Regions from separate parts of the Homo sapiens genome. Here region 2 is linked to region 1. A link is a loop called in an ENCODE intact Hi-C map of the cell type or tissue named here. Cell type or tissue: thyroid gland. All regions are shown on one strand. Each heading gives the region's core, and the rest is flanking DNA. Links, peaks and the distances in the headings are about the cores only.

Region 1 (5,002 bases), core at 420-4,419:
AAAAGGGAATTTATCAGAGCTGAAAGACCTGAGTCTTTAGACTGAAGAAAAAAAGGAGGAAGAAAATACTAGAATACTACACAAAATGAATGAAAAATGACCCATATTCAGTCACAGAATGGTGAAATTTAAGAATATCAAAGATTTTTTAATCCAAAAAACATTCAAAGCAAAAAAAAAATTGCCTTTTTTTCCCAAAAAATCAGATTGTCATCTAACTTTTCAGCAATACTGAATTCTAGAAGACAATGAAACATTGCCTTCAAAGTTCTGAGGAAAAATGATTTTAAATGAAAAAGTCAACATTCAATCAAATTATCAGTATAATTGGAGAGTAGAATAAAGTTATTCTAAGTCATGGAAGGACTTAGTAAGTTTACCTCCCATATACCTTTCTTATAGAAGTGATTCAAGGATGTGTTCCAATAAAACAAGAGAGTAAACCAAAAAAGAGAAAAATAGGGAGTTAAAGAAACAAGCCAAACGAGAGAAAAATGGAAGGAAGACATGGCTTAATTGTCTCTTCCATTTTAGCTTTTCAATAAATCTAGAGAAGAAAAGTCCAGCTTGGAGCTGGCGGGACAAGGGTTTTAAAAGGCAGGTATCTGGAAAAAAAAATGTATATGAGCTGAAGTAATCCACAGATTTGGTGCTATCTTTAAGAAATTGAAATATCAAGTTGTAAAAAAAATCACAGTAATGCAAAAGATGGGGATGGAGAGGAGGAAATAATTAGAAATTCCAAGAAAATCACAAAGCTATGAAAAAAAGATATAAAATCATAGTATCTTATGCAGCTAAGAAGTGAACAATCTTTACATAGTCATAATGTAATCACTGCTGATCAATTTTCAACTCTTAGAATCAACCCACGGGGTTAGCCTAAAAAGGAAGACTTAGGGGTAGTTGCAGAATGAGGTTCATGTTTTTTGTTTTCTTTTTTCTTGAAAACATAAGTTAAAATTAAGCATTTGGTTGAGATTAGGAGGAATCAAGAAATGAAGGAAAGGGTAAGGGCTTTCATACTTTCACCTCACAAATCAAAGAATTAAGAGGTATTGTCAAATGGTTGATGGAATTAGAAGTAAGGATGTGAGTGTATTTTTTGTAGTTACACAGGTAACGGTTAATAGCAGAAAAAATCTAAAACTAGTGGCAATTTATGGGGAAGTGGAGGAAAGAAAGGCCAGATTTGGAAGATGAAAGATAAGTGAGTTAAATCCATAGCCAACATTATAGAAATCAGCAGATAATGTCTAAACTTGTTGACTAAAGAAACAGGAAAGTAATAATGTATTGAAGAGTTTATAACAAGTAAAAGCAAAATGTATGACAATCATAGCACAAAGGCTGGGAGGGAAAAAATAGGCATACTGGGGGTTCATACACTACACATGAAGTGGTATTGGATCACTCAAAGGGAGACTACGATTAGCTAAAGAGGTATGTGATAATTCCACTTCCAGTCGAATGGAGTAAGAAGGATTAGATTTACCGTCCTGCCTGAAACAACTAAAATACCAGATAAAATATATGAAACAACGGCGCTCAGGACTTTGGACGCCCCATGATGAAGAACAATGATCTCTGAGAAAGGAAAGAGAAAAGAAAATGTAAATCTATACAAACATTTGTGTAAAAATGTTCATCGCAACTTTATTTGTGATAGCCCCATACTGGAAACAACCCAAATGTCCACCAAAAGATGAATGAATAAACAAATCATGCTGTATCTATACAATGAGATATATTAGTAACAAAAAAGAATGAATTAGGTACATGCAACTACATGGTTGAATCTCAGATTAATTATGCTGAGCGAAAGAAGCCAGAAAAACAATACCACATACTATAAGATTCCATTTATTTAAAATTGAAAAATGAAAACTAACTTATAGTGACAGAAAACAGATCAGAGAGTATGGAGAGAGGTGGTGGGGGTATTAAAAGGAGCATGAGGAAACTTTCAGGGATGATGAATATGCTCACCCCTGAAAAGTTTCCCCTTGCCCTTTTTAATAGCTTGATTGTGGCATATATAAATGTCAAAATTCATCAGACTGCTCACATTAAAAATAAACAGTTTATTTTGTGTCCATTATACTTCAATGGTTAAAAAAGAAAAGAAAGACATGGCATAAACATATTATGGAAAAAGATAACAAATATATTACATATATTTATGTGTATATAACAAATATCTAAAATATATATCAAATAAATAATAAGCATGGCATAAACTTATTTTAGGAGTATGGAACTAACTGTCAAAGAGCTATAAGAGAAACTGTTTAAAGTGTTTCCTCATGTGAGGAAATGCAGGGCAGGAGAGAATAAGGGGAGGAACTGTGGCTTCTTCGTATATGCCCTTCTGGATTTGCTCATTTTTAACAGTGAGTACGTATGTCCGTTCAGATGCTCATAGAAGCCGATGCTTAGATGGGACCTGATGTTTACTTACTTGATGTTTAATGCTTAGCCTGTGAAGGATAAAGGGAGGAGGAAGCAGGAGTGGACAGGGAGAAAGCTGGGATTGAGATCAGGTCTGCCACCTGTGAAGAGAGAAGGGCAAGGAAAGGCTGGATAGGAAAAGCCTGGGAACCCAGAGCAGTTCTGAGAAAGACTTGCCGAGCTGATAGGGAGTGTCTAAGCAAAAGTTGCCCACTAGCAGAGTTCTGTGTCAGGGAGGATGGGCCTGCGCTGGCATCCTAGCACCACTTCAGTGTTCAGTCATTGGCTGGGAGCAGCCCAGAGGGCTATGGCTCAGCATGAATGCCGCAGTATATCCAAAGATGTGGCAGCTAGGGGCTGTCATTCTGCTATGTGCCCCACAGCAGGTTTTTTTTTGTTTTTGTTGTTGTTTTTTGAGACGGAGTCTCGCTCTGTCGCCCAGGCTGGAGTGCAGTGGCGCGATCTCGGCTCACTACAAGTTCCACCTCCCAGGTTCACTCCATTCTCCTGCCTCAGCCTCCCGAGTAGCTGGGACTACAGGCGCCCGCCACCACTCCCGGCTAATTTATCTATTTATTTTTGTATTTTTAGTGGAGATGGGGTTTCACCGTGTTAGCCAGGATGGTCTCGATCTCCTGATCTCATGATCCGCCTGCCTTGGCCTCCCAAAGTGCTGGGATTACAGGCATGAGCCACCGCGCCCGGCCGCAGGTCCTCTTAAAGGGACATCTGAAGATCATATTTTCCTGGCTGCTACAGCAGGCACTGATTTGATTTTAAAATTTCAAAAGTTTTTTTAAAAGAAGGATAAATTCCTCTGATCAACAAGTAAAATGAATAAACATTCAGAGAGCAGCACAGTCTTTTATAGAGTGGAACACTCACCTGGTTGGTGCTATATATTCTGCATTCTTTTTTGTTCAGAAGTGTCGAGTTGAGTAGGTTAAATCTATTTGGTTCTTTCCTAGTTGAAGAGTCACAGTAGACAGCAAAGAGGCAGCCATTTTCTGCAAAAAGTATCTGTAGAGTCAATAAGCGGGGTTCTGCGAGCACAAGGAGGAGCGCCACTTGAGAACCTATGGATTCTGATGAAGCAAACCTGGGAATCACATAAAACCATTTAGAACACATTGAGCTCATTAGAAATCCTCTCATTCTGTAACCCTCATGGCTCTGAAATTTCCTCTGACTTAACAAATAAGGCTAGCAAATAATAAATTATGTTCACAGTACAAAGCAATTGAAAAAGCTGTTAATATATATATATAAATACCACAGATATATATTTATATTAAAAATATATTATGTATATATTTGCAATTCAGAGACAAAGAGGTATATCCAGGTTTTTAAGTCCTGGAACTTACACAATTTTTCAGGCTCTGTTAAAAAAAAAAAATCATAACAATAAAATGCTCTCACATGACCACTCAGCACCACCCTGCATAAAGGAAAGTATATGTGTGTTGGGTTCGGGGATGGGGCAGAGTGGAAAGATGTAGCAGTCTTAACCAATTGTGATTCAAGTTTTTTATTTTTGCAAATTTTGCAAAAACGTATAACCATCTGAACATTTTGTAGAACCCCTCTCAGGGCCTTGGAGAGGGTCCTGATGCCTACACTTTGCCAGCATTGCAGCCCTCTATGAAGAGCAGAGAATAAGGGAGTGTTGATTCCCATAAGAAATTTGTGGATATAAATATAAGTTAGTGGGGGACAGGGGTTGGCCCTTCACACAGATGTTAGTACTGAAAATAAAAAGAATATGCACAGAGGGAACTGCCTGTTGATGTAAATCATCTTCCATGTGTCTGGCACCCCGGGCACTGGTCACTCCCTGCCAGGGCCTGGCTCCAAACACATGACACCCTCATGAGCCATCTGCACGCTAAGGACATAGTTGCATCTGATTTCTCTGAGAACCTGTCACTCGGAGCAGGGAGCTGAATGACAAGGATGAGCAAAGCACATTATTGGGCTCTGCCTTTAAAGGAAGTGGATTTGACTTGGTGAAAATATGGTTATACAGCATATGATCACAAGTACTTTTTTAAACACCCTGAAAGAAAATATAGAGAAGTACACTCAAATGTGCTAACTATAGATGTTAGAACTATGGGTGTTAGAACTATGGGTAATCTTTTTTAACGTTCCCCTCACATTTTCTTTAATAAGCATATATTGTCTTTAAAATTGAAAATAAATTTCAAAAAATGTTTAGAAAAAAATGCATTAACTTTGTATATATGGATATACACAGGTATATGTATTAATTAATGCAAGCAATGTGCAGGAATCTGGAGAGATTTAAAACTTCCCATGGCTTCCAGTAAGAATATTTCACATGGCAGCTATTACCAGTGTGGTATGAGAATCAGAGAATCAATTAATCTCACTTTTGAAAGGGTCTTTGTATTAGTTATCTGTTACTCCATCACAAATTACCCCAAAACCTTGGCGGCTTAAAACAATAAACATTTATTATTTCACACAGTTTCTGTAGGTTAGGAACCTCCGAGTGACTTAGCTGAGTGTCTCAGGCTCAGGGTCT
Region 2 (5,002 bases), core at 609-4,608, 350 kb after region 1:
GGTTTTTGCTCTTTTTTTGAAATCCTTGAGTTATCACTTTGGTTAAATGAAATGACTTATTTTACAATAACCTGTGATCCTATTTCATGATATCAAGTGTTTTAAACCTTTGATAATGGTCAAACTTTCCAAATCAAATTATAAATTATGTCTTTTCCTGATCTAATTAATCCTTTAAGATATTAGGTTCCTTAAAGTACAAAAATGACATATTTGGCTTATTTGGTATAAAAATTATACAGGAAGCACTGTCAAATATAAAATGATGTTTGGTTTTCTTTGGCCTGTATTTGTATAAATATGTTATTAGTATGTGTTCTAAAATTATGGGAAACTCCTATAATTTTGATATGAGTTAATGTACATTATCAGTAATAATTATAATTATGTTAAATTATTGTGTACCACAGAGGTAACAAATTTTCTTGTCAATTGTGTCTTTGACTATGGCTGCCCTAAAACTTTTTGTCGTCCCCAGACAATTGTTATCTTGTTTTGGTGCACTTTAGAAGGTGGATTTATAATCAGTTATAAAACTCTTAACAGGTGTTCTCAAATGCAGGTTTCTGATAACTTCAGAGACTATGACATCAGAATAGAGGAAAAGCTTTCAGGACTCATGGAGAGCTGAAATATTCAAGAATATCAAGCAGAACAGGAATTAACTGCATAGACTAAACTAATAGAAGTCTGAAGCAATGTTTTTAACTTTTTGCTTAAAACGTTGCTGATCCTTTGTTTTGTTTTTCAGACTCAAGAAAACTTTTAAGCTATTTACAGCTTTTAACAATTGAGTAAAGTGTACTCCTAAGAACAAAATTTGGAGTGTATTTGTTTTCTCTCTACCTGATTTCTCCAGAATTTAGAAACTATTTGTGAGTATTCTTAACTTATAGCAATACAGTTATTTGTATAAGTGCAATAAGAATCTGTTTTCATTCATGACAGAACACAATTGGAGAAAATGGTTATTTTATCAAGGCTTTGACTGGAATGGTGTGCTTTCCTTAAGGAATCAAATCTGACTTATGGATCCAATAAAAGCCCTTTGGGAAAACTGGCCTCATACTTGTCCATACAGTCCCTGTACAGGGTTCCTGACCTGTGGTAAGTAAAGAATGTCACTTTCTGACAGGCCTAGGAGCCCCAACTTTTATCTTGGAACTTCAAGAGGAGAGAGGATCACCCAACTCATAGGTATTTGATGGTACAAATCAATGGCTGGGCTCAACTTTAAAAAAGTCTTATCTGAGATTCTTTCTATAGAACAAAATTCCATCAAAGCCAATTTAAAAGCCTATGTAAAAATAATTACTTTTTTTTTACTGCACTGTATACAAATGATTAGGCCAAGTATAATAAAGCAAACCAGTCCTACCACAATTTGTCTTTAGTAAAAATGGGAAACTGGAGAGAGAAAAATTATGTTTCAAAACCTATAGTATACTTGTTGTTAGATTCTTGTCTTGACTAATGTTTTTCAATTTTTATTATTTTCTACAGTTTGGACTGAATTCTAATTTTTCTTGGTTACAAATCTTCAAAATAATGTTTTCAATTTTTTTTCCTTCTTTCTTCCCCCATTTTCCCCAATTTGGAGTCACTGAAAACTAAGCTGTGCTTTTGTAAAGCCCTGCAAACTGAAGCTAGAAAACTTAAACTTCAGAAGAAAATAACAACAACCTATTTACATACATAAGCCACTTTCATACCTGCCTAGTGATGTATGGACTTCAGAGTAATGTGGCCTATAGCAGTTTTCCAGGATTGTTCTTCTGTTTGCTGTTGTTTTTCTCCCTTCCTCCTCCTATTTTTTCTTCATAGGACATGAGACTTCACAAACTGCTAAAACCATTTTAGCCATGAAAGATCAGAAACAACCTGAGACCAGACTCATTATTTTCTAAAATGCTTTCTCTGAAAAATTTTATCTTTAAAATTTTATTTATTATTATTATTTGGTGTGTTTCAGAAAGATGAAACATCTTTAAAAGAAAAGGGAGAAGAAATGTGAATGAAAAATAAAAACTCAGGAACACAATTCACCATGCCACAAGGAAAAAATAAAGCTAAAATCTGAGTCATGCAAGAAACCACTTTTCCTTTTGTTCCTAAGCAGACAGCTACAGATAAAAGGTTAAATATCTCCATGGGTAGGTACTCTATGTTCGTTTTATCTTATTTAAAGTGCTGATTTACTGAGGGCCAGATGAATACAGAATTGACTATTCCCCTACCTGCTCGTTTTCTCCTGCAACACGTGGATTACCACTTCGTTCCTCCTTTCCTTCTGACCTGCTTTTCCCCTTTAAATACTGAAGCCCTCAAAATCATCTTTGGAGGAAGGCAAAGACCATTTCAGTGACTCTGTCTTACTTCTCTTCTGGGCATGTGCTTAACCATGGCAAAACAATTTTCTAAATTGATTGAAACCTGTCTCAGATACTTTTTGGTTTATCATCCCCACATCTTGGTACCAATTTTCTGTCTTAGGTTGTTTGGGTTGCTATAACAAATTATCATAAACTGAGTACCTTATATAAACAACAGAAATCTATGTGCACAGTTCTGGAAGCTGAGAAGTCCAAGATCAAGGTGCCGGTAGATTTGGTGTCTGGTAAGTGCCCATTTCCTGGTTCATAGATGGTGCCTTCTAGCTGTGTCCTCACATGGTAGAAGGAATGAACTAGCTTTCTGGGCCCTCTTTTACAAGGGCACTAATCCCATTCATGACAGCTGCATCCTCATGACCTAATTATCTCCAAAAGGCTCCATTTCTTAATACTATCACATTAGTGATCAGATTTCAATATGTGAACTTTGGGGGAACACAAATATTTAGACCATAACAACTGCTAAGTAAAAACAATAGAGAATAGATAAAACTGCCACTATTCACACGAAATGTAATTGTCCACTAGACCCTCAACTGACAAACTACTATGATGAATAAGGAAGTACGGCAAGGGGGTCAGATACAAGATTGATACATAGAAATCAATAGTTTTCCTACTGATTGACAATAACCAATTAGAAAATACAATAGAAAAAAAGATTCTCGCCGGCTGTAGTGGCTCACGCCTGGAATCCCAGGACTTTGGGAGGCCGAGGCGGGCAGATCATGAGGTCAGGAAAGGTCAGGAGACTGAGACCATCCTGGCCAACGTGGTGAAACCCCATCTCTACTAAAAAAAAAAAAATACAAAAATTAGCTGGGCATGGTGGCTCATGCCTGTAATCCCAGCTACTCGGGAAGCTGAGGCAAGAGAATCGCTTGAACCTGGGAGGCGGAGGTTACAGTGGGCCGAGATCGCGCCACTCCACTCCAGCCTGGCGACAGAGCGAGACTTCGTCTCAAAAAGAGAAAGAAAAAAAGACCCCAATGGTTGGCTACATCAATGAAAGACTATAAAACACCTAGCATAGACTAATAAGAACTTTATGAGGCTCATATATATAGTATATACTATATATATATATATGAAGATCAGAAACAAAATGGAGAGGTACACTAGGTTCCTGAAAAACAAGACTTAATATTAAAAGATTTAATATTAAAAAGGTATCAATTATTCACAAATTAATCTACATAGTCAATGTAGTTTTGGTGGGAGTTTTCAATGGAATTTTGATTCTAAAATACTTTTGGAAGAACAAGTGCCCAAGAATAACTGGGAATAATATTTTGAAAAAGAATAAGGAGGGGAGAAATTCATTTATCATATATTAAATATGTAAAACCATAGAAATTAAGATAGTGTGATATTGGTATAGGAAAATACCAATAGTTCAGTGGAACAGAATATTCACATGTGTGTATGTACACACATGAAATATATACACAATATATATTTGATAATTTAGTATAGGATAAAGACACCATTTCAAAGCAGAGTGGAAAGGTTGGACTGGTTAAGGAGTAGTATAGAGACAAAATTTGGGGGAAAAGGATGGTTATTTTCTTAAGCCATTCACAAAAATAAAGTCCATATTGATTTAGGTGCTAAAGATAAATAGTAAAATTCTAGAAGTTTTAGAAGAAAATGTAGGAAAATATACATATATTATTGAATTAGGGAAATACTTTTTAAACCACAAAATGTGAGAATCACAAGGAAAAGATTTACTTACATCAAATTTAAAATTATATTTAACAAAAATGACCACAAGCAAATGTAAAAGACAAACTGGGAGGAGCAATCTGCAACATATACAACATTCAAAGAAGTATTACAGATATGTAAAAAGCTGCCAAAAAATAAACATCAAGAAAGAAAAGACAACTCAATGGAAAAATGGGAAAAAGATATGAACACTGTTTGCTGAATTCAAAGAAGATAATCGAGTGACCAAAAAAACATATTATTGGTATCAAGTTGCTCAACCTCGGCAATAATCTTAATAATTAAGAAATAAAATAATAATCATTTCCACCTAACAGACTGTCAAAAATTTAAAAGAATGACAATATCAAATATAGGAAAGAGTAGGAAAAGGGTGGTCTCAACAACCCTTTTGATGGACGCATACTTTGGGTCAGCTCTTTAGGAAGGTGATGATTAAAATGTGTAACTTTTCACTCAACAATACCACTTTCTTGGCATTTGTCTTACAGCAATACTCGGTGTGTACACAAAGAGGAGGCGGCTTACTGTAACACTGTGGAAATAAATATCTAGGAACAATTTTATGCATCAGTTGGGGAATCTTTAAATAAATAATTGTACATCTGTACTATGTGCTATTATGCAACAATTACAAAGAATTTTTACCTGTATTTACTGGTAAAAATTTTCAAGGCCTATTAAGCGAAAAAGCAAGTGGAACAACAGATTCGGTGTGATACCATTCATGTAAATAACAACAGCAAACAAAAGGGGCCACACTACTACACTTTTATATGGATACAAAAGCTTAGGAAAAGATTTGGAAAGATACAAACCAACATGATAATAGTGGTGACATCTGAAATTGAGGGTAATAGTCAAAAGAAACTATTGTT

What was found. Hi-C counts contacts between places; a loop is a spot of excess contacts. Peaks named below come from ENCODE experiments on the same cell type or tissue, not always from the same donor. Only the 100,000 strongest peaks of a DNase experiment are listed, where the experiment ranks them.
Region 2: it touches region 1 in a loop (5-fold over the local background); 1 of 110 quality-filtered maps calls a loop at or near these places.

The regions. Positions count from the first base shown.
Region 1 is chr3:150,337,770-150,342,771 of GRCh38, forward strand. All of the region lies in intron 1 of LOC107986141 (a long non-coding RNA gene), which reads left to right. It overlaps LOC107986142 (a long non-coding RNA gene), which reads right to left. Exons shown (of 3, transcript XR_001740959.3): 2 at 3,337-5,002; 3 at 1,848-2,552. Among named protein-coding and RNA genes, the nearest start is that of LINC01214, 17 kb to the left of the region's middle. In thyroid gland, for the core only: no CTCF peak of the experiment used is centred there; a DNase peak (open chromatin) is centred at 2,702.
Region 2 is chr3:150,692,311-150,697,312 of GRCh38, forward strand. The region is part of intron 3 of ERICH6 (glutamate rich 6); the gene reads right to left. Among named protein-coding and RNA genes, the nearest start is that of ERICH6-AS1, 8.8 kb to the right of the region's middle. In thyroid gland, for the core only: no CTCF peak of the experiment used is centred there; no DNase peak of the experiment used is centred there.